2 separate regions of the Homo sapiens genome follow, and region 2 is linked to region 1. Evidence: read pairs that join two places in POLR2A ChIA-PET (ENCODE). Cell type or tissue: IMR-90. All regions are shown on one strand. Each heading gives the region's core, and the rest is flanking DNA. Links, peaks and the distances in the headings are about the cores only.

The links. ChIA-PET counts read pairs that join two places held together with the same protein. Peaks named below come from ENCODE experiments on the same cell type or tissue, not always from the same donor. Only the 100,000 strongest peaks of a DNase experiment are listed, where the experiment ranks them.
Region 2: POLR2A ChIA-PET joins it to region 1 with 12 read pairs; 2 of 35 experiments call an interaction of 5 or more read pairs at or near these places.

What each region holds. Positions count from the first base shown.
Region 1 is chr1:17,765,854-17,771,227 of GRCh38, reverse strand. All of the region lies in intron 1 of ACTL8 (actin like 8), which reads right to left. Among named protein-coding and RNA genes, the nearest start is that of ACTL8, 13 kb to the right of the region's middle. RefSeq lists an enhancer at 2,603-3,169. In IMR-90, for the core only: no CTCF peak of the experiment used is centred there; DNase peaks (open chromatin) are centred at 2,137, 2,447 and 4,997; H3K27ac peaks cover 2,968 bases.
Region 2 is chr1:17,701,758-17,707,131 of GRCh38, reverse strand. No RefSeq gene overlaps it. Among named protein-coding and RNA genes, the nearest start is that of LINC02810, 13 kb to the left of the region's middle. In IMR-90, for the core only: no CTCF peak of the experiment used is centred there; no DNase peak of the experiment used is centred there; H3K27me3 peaks cover 1,044 bases.

The sequences.
Region 1 (5,374 bases), core at 228-5,227:
TTTATTGGAACACAGCCACGCCCATCATTTACATATTATCTATCTATGGCTGCTTTCAAGTTACAACAGCTGAGTTGCAGCGTCCGACAGAGACCATATGGCCCACAAAGCCCAAAATGTTTACAATCTGGTCTTTTACAGAAAAAGTTTGCCGCCCCTGTTCTATACGCTTTACAAGTATCATCTCAATCCTCACGATAACCTATGAGGCGGTAACTGCTGTCATCTTCCCATTACAGATGAGTTCTTAGAAGCTCAGAGATGTTAAGTAAATTACCCGCGCCCCCAGCCTCACAGCGGTGAAGCCAGGATCCAAACCCAGGCATTTGACTCCAATGTCTGTATCCTACCCACTTCCCCTATTCTTCCCGGTCAGAGCCCAGGACTGACAACTGCTATCAGCACCACAATCTCAGTGGAGCCACTTCCCTTTCCTGACTATACAGTCCATCTTGGTTTCACTGTGCATGGCGAGAATGACCAGCTCATTGGCCACTATGACCTCTAGATCCTCTTCTGCCACTACTGTCTCTCTGAGGTCTTTCCCAAACTCTGCACTGTGCATGGTAGAAATGACCAGCACATTGGCCAGTATGACCCCTAGATCCTCTTTTAAGCCTTTGGTTCCTATAGGTCTTTCCCAAGCCCACCCTTAAAAGGGCCTATAAACTCACTGCTCTCTGGATACTAAAGAAACTAATCCACGAACACCCTCCAGACTGGGGACTAAGGTAGCAGCTAATGTGATAAAGTCGGTAGCTCTTAGCCAGAGGTCTCTAAAAATTTATGAGAGACAATAAATCTTGCTCTTGGGCTGCCCACTGGCTTCAAATAAACCTGTCCTGCCCCTGATTTTGCAGGTGTAGAAAGTAGAGGTCCCTGGAACTGCTGTCTGAGTTATGAAAATCTCAAGGCCACCCTCCCTGCTTCCTTCTCTCTGAATCTACGAGGAGAGAAAAGGTAGCATACTCTGTTGCCACAGAAACTAGGCTAGGCTAAGTCTGCAGCAGGAAGGATTAAAGATAGATGTCAGGAGGAGGAAGTAATCTGGAGAGAGAGGTATAAGCACACCAATTCTACATCTCTGATTAAAGTTTCTCAAAGAGGCTTCTACCCCATTATTAACTCTGAGCTCAGATGCCAATTATAAACCACAGACCTCATCAATAAATACAAATCAACATATCTAGAAGGCAAATATTTTATTTTTATTTATACGCCTATTAAATGTAGCCATAGCTCATCTGGCTGGAGGAGACCCAAATAATCCAGACACTGCAAGCTGGTGACTCCACAGGCCAGTTTCAGGCCATGGAGCTACTATTATTGGCCTATACTATCTTTCAAAAATTTCAAATAAGTTGCTAACATTTAAAATTTCAATTATTTTGGAGCATAGTTCAGATTTCTGGATTTTCTTGAAAATAATCCAAAGATGTGGCCCAAGAAGCCCTACACAGCAACAGCTGGTTGGCCCCGAGCTGGGGTTGACTCTATGAGCTGAGCACGTGCCCACCAGGCCCCTTGTATTCCCATGCCCTCTTCTGCCCTGCGCCTGGTTTATTTCATGCCTCTGTCTCTCCTGGAGGGCCCCTGCAGGCATGTGGGCTTGTAACACCCTGCCACGATCACCACCACCCCCTTTTTACTGGTGGACAAACTGAGGCTTACAGAGAAGAACTGTCTTGCCTAACAAGAGGCAGGGAATTCGTGACAGAGCAGGTCCCCAATGTCCAGGGCAGGACTCAGCTCAGCCCTGTCTGGAAGGAAAGTCTAGAAGGTGGGTTACTATCTACCAGCTACAAACGTGTCTAAGGTGAAAATTAGATTTTTCTGCTGACTCTGATTTTGCTAGCTTTGTACCAGCTCTTTACAGAGGAAATGGAGAGAAGAGAAACAGCTCTGCAGTGACAAGGAGAAAGTCTCCCCAGACCCTCTCCCTACACTCTGCCACCCCTGCCGGCCCACAGCCATGCCCAATGTGCTCTAGGGATACTGGGGAAGGGAAGGCTGAAGGAAAAGAATCAAGGCGCTCAACAGGACAGATCAGCAGCTGCTTGACTTCACAGCTGGCGATTCTGCAACACAGACCAGTGGAGAATATTGGCCAGGCCTGGGCGACGTAGCAAGAAGCAGGACCTTCTTTGCGACTGACTCACTATGTGACTTTGTCCAAGTCACTTAACCTCTCTGACCCCCCGTCTCTTCATCTGTATAAAAGGGAAATAGCAGCATCAGTAGGTTAAACAGGCTACAACAAAGCACTATTAGTATAGTGTCAGGCACATAGGAGGGATGTCATGAAGCAGTGGACCACTCCTCCCGCTCTGCTTCCTGACACAATTACCCTCCCAAGACTACACTCCTCAGCCTGGTGTCCAAAGACATCTTCAGCCTGCAGCTCCAGCCTCACTCCCCACTCCCTAGCAGTGAGTCAGCAACTCTGCCCCTCACCTCCACCAAACCCAGCCTCCAGGCCTTCGCCCCTGCAGTGAGCCTGACTCAGAGCTCCATTCCCCAAACGCCCCTCCTATTCCAGGCAACCCAGCCCTAGAGGCCCAGCCGGATCACTGTGTCCAAAACTTCCCCAGACCTGGGAACCCCTCTGCACTCTGAGCCCAGCCCGTTCACTGGCTCAGAGGAACTCGGTCCTGTACTTTAACATTCCATTTGATGATATCCTCCATCCTTAGCATCTTAAAAGACCAAAACACAGCTCACATGTGTGGCTCTTCTAGGGTACAGGAGGTACTTGTAGCAGCCAAGTGCCCAGCCTCTCTTCTTCTGACACCAGCACCCCAAAATTCCTTTCCAGGAGTGATCCTCTCCCCAAACTGCAGTCTTGGCAGGACTGTTGAACATGAGCCCTGCACACTGCCAGGCCAGGCCTCGCCACAAGGTCAAATCCCCACCAGTTAGGTCCCCTCTCTCTGGGTACATGGATTTCCAGTCTTGCAAAATTCTCAAGCTGGCTGGAGCCACCCATCCTGGTGGGGTCCCCAGAGGGCCTTGAGCAGATCTTGCTAGAAACACCACCCACCCACCCCCACCTGCCCGCCACCCTATTCCCAACCAGAGTTAGCTGGGTTCCCACCTTTTCCCAGCCAGTCTTTTGGCCCAACTTCAGATACAAGAGTTTCCTTCTGATGATTCCTTTTCTGCTGCAGTTGGCCAGAGGCAATTTCTATTGCTTACACACACGGAGCCCTGACTGATTCTCTAAAACCCCACATCACATATATGCTCACCCCTGCCCCCCAGGACTGAACCCACAGACACCCAGTCCCACCAGAGGGATTCACGAGCACCCATTCTGCACACCCAGGGAGGCTGGGGCCTCATGCTTTCGAGAAAAGCCACACTGCCACCTGCTTGAGTAACGCAGTGTCATTCCTCCCGTGTCAGCAGTCACGGCATCAGACTGAGCCGAGAAGCCAAGCAGGGACATTGTCTCGTGTGAAATAAGTAAATAAAGGCAACAATGAGACATAACTGAGCAGGCAACACATAAAGCAGGTATTTCTGCAGATGCCAAAAATAATAATAAAGCACCTATGGAGGATAAACATGGTGAGCACTGATCTACAGTCAATACCCAAAAAGCAAAGGGCTTACTGCGCACCAAATAACCACTGGACAAGGCAGCCACAAAAGAGCAGTGCCCGGGAGCCATGCACCCAGCCACGGGCTTAGACAAGGCCAAACTCAACCCCCAGGAGAGCAGGGAAGGTCTTAGCCGGGAGAGAAGGATGTGCAGACGTCAGTCCGGGAGGAAAGGGAAGAGAGCGATATCTAAGAAGAGACTCTTTAGAAGCACCCTGAGGCTAAGTTGCCAGCATCGTCTCACCCCTGTACCACAGGGACGGCCCCCACACTGGCCCCCCTGCCTCCGCCTCATCCCCCGGCTCTGTCTCCAGCAGCGAAGTCGGATCCTATCATCCGATGCAACCCCAGCATCTCCTCACTCTTACCGTTCTGACCTCACCTCCTGATGCCCTCCTCACTGTTTCCAGAGCAGGCCTCCACAGTCCCACCGCAGGGCCTTTGCAGACGCTGCTCTCTGCCTGGAACCCCTTCTTCATGATGCTCACCCGTCTCGCTTCCCCCTCAGGTGTCTGCTTCCCCCGTCCCTGACCACTGTGGCCAAAGTCACCTTCTTCATCACTCTCTGTTCCCGTTCCATTCATTGTTCTCCATAGTTCTCCCAACCTGAAACCACATTCATCATCTGCATATCTTGTCTCCCCCAACTAGAATGGAACTGCACGGGGGCAAAACTTTGTCTGTTTTGCCCAGGACTGAATCCTCAGCACCTAGAACAATGGTCAGTACATAATAGATTCATTCATTCATTCATTCAACCATAGCTTAGGAATGAATGAACAAATGAACACCCCTGAGAAAAAAATGCAGTAAGTTCCAGGAATTATGGCTTTCTAGATGATTTATATGGCAGTATGGTCAAAGCTTGGTCTCTGAAGACTACGTGGGTTCCAATCCCAGCTCCATCACATTATGGCTCCCAGTCCTGGGCTAAATATACCCTCTCTGGGCATCAGTTTCCTCATCTGTAAAGTGGGGATAATCACAGCCCCCACCACAGTGGGCTTCAGGGAGGAATAAATGCATTAACACATGGCAAGTCAATTAGGACGGTGCCTGACAGGCTGTCAGCGCCCAAGGTTGTGACTTTTGCTTTTGCTATTGCTACTCTGCAACCAACTTTAGATAGTGGTAGAATAATCAGGAGGCCCTCTTGAATGGGATATTTGCACAGAAGAGGTCCCAGACCGAGTGTGTGTGACATGGGAGCAGAAGACCCGGGTTTGAGCCAGGCTCTGCCACTCATACGCTGTACAATTTCAAGGAATGCACAAGTTCTCTGCCGATTAAGTCAGGGCCAAAGTACCAGTCCCAGCCTCACGAGGCTGCTACAAGGCTCCAGATTGGATCAGGGATGTGAACACAATTTTGGGAAGACAGGGGAGTGAATCAACACATCACATCTATTAGTCACTACATTTGCAAAGCAGCCAAAGTCAAAAAGCCAGGGTTCAGAGGTCCCACCTCCATCACAGCCGTGGAGCACCCAGATGCCTTTGGAGACATCAGCAGTGCTTTCAAAGCCTCAATTACAAGGGCTGGGAGTGTCACAGGGTGTCATTGCTTCTCACATTTTGGTCACAATATCATCCAAAGGCTGAGGGTGACACTGGGAAAATTACAGTAATTACTCTGCAGGAGGGCAGGCCACAGGAAGTTGGCTGCTCTAAAACCTGGGGTGAGATTTAACTCCCTGGGAGTTGAGAGAGGTCTCGAGGGAACCTCTGCCTCACATCCTAGGACCCGGGAAATGGCGCCCATGCCAGATGTA
Region 2 (5,374 bases), core at 90-5,089, 64 kb after region 1:
TAAGGTGGGGACAATAATAGCACCTCCCCCTGGGCGTGGTTGTGAAGACTCCTGTCATGGAAGGTGGAATGCACGCATCCCAGTACCGGAACCCAGCGAGAGTGCAGCACATCTGGACAGGATTGGATTCACAGAGGATCACCCAGCAAACCGGTGACAGAGCCAGAACTCAAACCCAGGTCTCCCAAATCCAGGACCCTCTGGAACCTACAAGCCCGGCACCTGGAAGGGCCCACGATGCAGAGGGGGAGCCTCAGTTCCCTGCCTCAGGCGGAGAGCCCAGAATGACCGCCACTCACCAGGAAAGGTTTTGTGGTTTCTGTGGAGATTAAGAGTTGACAAGAAATAGCTCGGGTAATTATATTAATTTTCCTCAATTTACACATTCTTGCTACTTGCCATTTCCCCAGGAACGTGTAAATGAGGAGTTTAGAGTGGTTGGCAATGCCGTAATTAGGTCTGCATTGTTAAAAAGTGTCTGCTGCGTGTCTTATTATTGGGTCTCTTTCACGGTTGGGCGACCTGTCTCCCATTCAGACTGGGAGCTCACCAAGGGCACGGGTTTATCTTCCACTTCAGCCCGGGGATCGGATTGGAGCATCCTCTGAGGACAGGGAAATATCTCCCCCAGCAGCTTAGAGTCTCCCCCTGGGCAGAAATTAGATCTTCCCCCATGGGAGAGCAGGGTCAGGGCTCCCTAGCAGACTTTTGGCTTCCCCATCAAACCCGGTGATAGGAGCTATGCGTCCTCCAGCAGCCTGGGAGCTCCCTAAGAACAAGGCCATCTCCCCCAGCAGGTGGGGAACATCCCGGGTCAGTGGCTCAGTATCACCCATCAGAGCGGTAGGACTGTGAAGACTAAAGTTCAGACCTCATCCTCCTGCGACCACCCCACCACCCCATGGCCTCCTGCATGAACACACAGGCTCGTGCTTTGGAGTCTAAAGAAAGCAGGCATTGAGGCTGGAAGCGGTGGCTCATGTAATCCCAGCATGGTGGGAGGCTGAGGTGGCAGATTGCTTGAGCCCAGGAGTTCAAGATTGGCCTGACCAACATGGCGAGATCCCGTCTCAACAAAAGATTGGAAAAACTAGCCAGGCATGGTGGCATGTGCCTGTGGTCCCAGCTACTCAGGAGGCTGAGGCAGGAGGATCTTTTGGGCTTGAGCAACACAGCAAGACACTGTCTCAAAAAAAAAAAAAAAAAAGCAGGCACTGGGCCCTTCAGAAGGCATGCTTCAGAGGCTCCATTACCCCCAGGGAACCACAGGGAAGCTCCTGGGCTGTGTGTGTATCCTGGGCTTTCACAGGGCTGGAGCCAGCTGGGGGGCCACACAGAACAAATTGGTGGCAGGAGGGCCAGTTCCACTCTGAAAGGGCAACAGACCTGTGGCCAGGAGCCTGACATGGCTCTGGCCCCAGGGAGTGATGGCTGGGGTCTCCTCCTGAGCCCAGGTTTAGAAACAGATCACACCAGCTTGGACTGAAACACAGCCTCAAGCCCCAGCCTCAGCCCTCCCAGGACCAGATCTCCCCAGGACCTCTTCAGTCCTCCCTCCCCCAGCCCCAGCTCTAGCCCCAGCCCCAGCTCATGGCCCAGCCCCAGCCCCAGCCCTCCCCAGGGCCTCCCTCAGTCCTCCTTCCCTCACCCCCAAGCCTGTGAGCACTCCTGCAGGCCACTGCATCCACCGAGGCTTCATTTCATCTGTCTCCCTTTCTGGTTAATTTTGAGGATTCCCAGAGATAATGCTTGTAGAAGCAGCGGCAGGGCCTGGAGACACACTACAAACCGCTCACACCTGAGGCCCCCTAGGTGCTCACAGCTACCCCTTAAGGAAGCCCTCAAAAGCCCATTTGTTCAGCTGAGGACACAGAAGCCCAGGAGGTAGCACTCGTCTAAGGCCACACAGTCAATATGTAACAGAGCCAAGATCCAAACTCAAATCTGCTCCAACACCTACATCTGCTGTGCCACACCTCCCTGCCTCCAGGAAGCCTTCCTTGGTTGACTCTCCTTGGCGCCAGCATCCTGCCTATTGGACTACATGTTCAGAGAGGACAGGGACACTCTTACATCCTCAGTACCTCTAGCCTAATGTCAGGTACAGCAAAGGTGCTTAGTTGTGTAGTGGGGGTGATTTGGTGGAGACATAGCCTGAAGTTTATTTTTATCCTTTATTGTATGAGTCCTTTCTCACAGTGCTATAAAGAAATTCCTGAGACTGGGTAATTTATAAATAAAGGAGGTTTGATTGACTTACAATTCCCCATGGCTGGGGAGGCCTCAGGAAACTTACAATCATGGTGGAAGGGGAAGCAGACGCCTTCTTCCAAGGCAGTAGGGAGCATCTGAGAGCAGGGGGGCCGGGCGCGGTGGCTCATGCCTGTAATCCCAGCACTTTGGGAGGCTGAGGCGTGTAGGTCACAAGGTCAGGAGATCGAGACCATCCTGGCTAACACGGTGAAACCCCGTCTCTACTAAAAATACAAAAAAATTAGCCGGGCGTGGTGGTGGGCACCTGTGGTCCCAGCTACTCAGGAAGCTGAGGCAAGAGAATGGCATGAACCCTGGAGGCAGAGCCTGCAGTAAGCCGAGATCACACCACTGCACTCCAGCCTGGGCAACAGAGAGAAACTCCGTCTCAAAAAAAAAAAAAAAAAAAGGGCAGGGAAAGCTGATCTCGAGAACCATCAGATCTCATGAGAACTCACTATCACGAGAACAGCATGGGGCAAACTGCCCCCATAATCCAATCACTTCCCACCAGGTCTCTCCCTAAACACTTGGGATTACAACTCAAGATAAGATTTGGGTGAGGACACAAAGCCTAACCGTATCACTTAGAAATCTTGATGAGTTGATGTTTCCCCACCTCCACCTCACTGAGTCGGTGCCATTTATTACATGTTGTGCGGTGGGGGGTAGGAAGAGTGTTATGGCCTTAACATTTGTGTCCCCTCAAAGTTCATGTGTTGATGTTCTAAACCCCAATGTGATGATATTTGGAGGTGGGGCCATTGGGAGTTGATTATGTCATGAGGGTAGAGCCCCCATGATGGGGTTCACACCTTTATAAAAAGAAGAAAGAGGCCGGGCATGGTGGCTTACACCTGTAATCCCAGCACCAGCACTTTAGGAGGCCGAGGTGGGCGGCTCACCTCAGGTCAGGAGTTTGAGACCAGCCTGACCAACATGGTAAAACCCTGTCTCTACTAAAAATACAAAAATTAAGCAGGTGTGGTGGTGCGCACCTGTGATCCCAGCTACTCAGGAGGCTGAGACAGAAGAATTGCTTGAACCCAAGAGGCAGAGGTTGCAGTGAGCCGGGTTCGCACCACTGCACTCCAGCCTGGGTGACAGAGCAAGACTCCGTCTCAAAAAAAAAAAAAAAAAAAAAGGTGAAAGAGAGACCAGAGCTTACACTCTCTGCCACGTGAGGACACTACAAAAAAGCAGCTGCCTGCCACCTGGGAGGAGCCTCCCAGACACTGAATCCCCCAGCTCCTTGCTCTTGCACTTCCAGCCTGCCGAACTGTGAGAATAATTGTTTGTTGTTTAAGACGCCTGGCAAGTGGTGTTTTGTTAGAACGGCGTGAGCTGAGACAGGGGGATATAACCTAGAACAAACAACCAGCTTTGAGTTCCAAATTCCACATCTTTGTGTCCACAGCAAGACTGTCCTCTTGAAAGTCTGGCTTTGTTGGGATGGAAAAAATTTTCAATGATAAAAGCCACAGCTTGCTATGGGCACTTGCTATAGCGCACAGGCAAGCCTGCCGGCTCTCTCCACCTTAGTCCCCTCTCTGGCTAACAAGGAAGCAGACAGAACTGACAGGGACTCACGCCTCCAGGGGCAGCTCAGCCAGGCACCCAGCTGGTGGGGGTCGGAGGAGAAAGCTCTGCACCGTCTCCCAGAGCCCCTCAGCAGACTTGAGCCCGAGGTACCCACTTAGTAACATGTTCAATACCTCCCCCGGCACTGGCTGCCTTCTCTTCCCCATTTTATGCCCCCATCGGGGTTCCCTGGTCTCCCCTCCCAAATAAACGACCTGAATCAAAATCCTTGTCTCAGGCTCTGCTTCCTTTTACAAAGCAAGAACAGAGCTCAGCGCCTGAGCACACAGCTCCTACAGGCCGAAGGGCAGCTTTCTCGTTAGGAAATCCCTTTGTAAGCAGCAAGTCGGCAACGGGATGGACTGGAGGGACCTGCCTGAGGTTGGACTCACCTGGCCTCTAGGAGTCAATCAGAAAGGTTGAAGGGAGCACGAGAGCCCACGGGCAGGGGTCTGATCCCCGACATGCCCCCCAGGGTGGGGATAGCAGGGCAGAGGAGGGGTCTGGGGTACACAGGTCTGTGAGTGTCCTGGGGGTGGAGGCTGGTGGGGGTGTGGAAAGGTTAAGGGGGACTGAGATAGGGTTGGGGGGTACAGAAGGTGAGGTGCCCAAGACCAGAGACAGGCAGCACTGATGATGCCAGCCTGACACCAAGGATGCCAGCCTGACCACCATGGCAGGGGACCTAAGGGCATGGAGACCAAAAGAAGCCAGAATAGAGAGTAGGGACATCTCCAATGCCTCTGCCACTGTGCAGACACCTGCACCCTAGTTATTACCACTGCATCCTATTAGTGTCCCCCGGGTTCATATGCCAGGCGGGGGACAGAAGGGAAGGAAAGGGAAGGAGATAGGCCTAAAAGACTGTCAGTTCACCCCAAATAGACTGTGTTAGCCCCAAGAAGCAGCTTAAGCTCCAGAAATGACTATGTCACCTTTAATGAAGAATTAGAGGCCAGGCACAGTGGCTCATACCTGTAATCCCAGCACTTTGAGAGGCTGAGGTGGGTGGATCACCTGAGGTCAGGAGTTCAAGACCAGCCTGGCCAACATGGAAAAACCCTGTCTCTACTAAAAACACAAAAATTAGCCGGGTGTGGTGGCCAGCACCTGTAACCCCAGCTACTTGGGAGGCTGAGGTAGGAGAATTGCTTGAACTCGGGAGGAGGTTGCAGTGAGCGAAGATGGCGCCACTGCACTCCAGCCTGGGCGAGAGTGAGACTCCGTCTCAAAAAAAAAAAAGAATTAGAGTTTTCTGCTATGGGGTGTCCAAACTACAGTAAGGTCAGTCATCGGAACAAAGTGAGAGGGCCATTTCTGTGCCCCCCACCACAGGCAGTCAGGCTCCAAGGAAGGGGACTGCTCAGATGCTGGATGAGGACAGCCTCTGCTTCCCTCCCACCTTTGGAGTCCATGTCTCGGGGCCAGAAGTGCCCAGAGAACAACCCCCACCTCCATCTGAGGGATGGGGATGTCAGGCCTTGACCTCCCCAGGCCTGAGCACAGAGACAGGAACAGAGGCCTTTGGCAGTAACCCAGC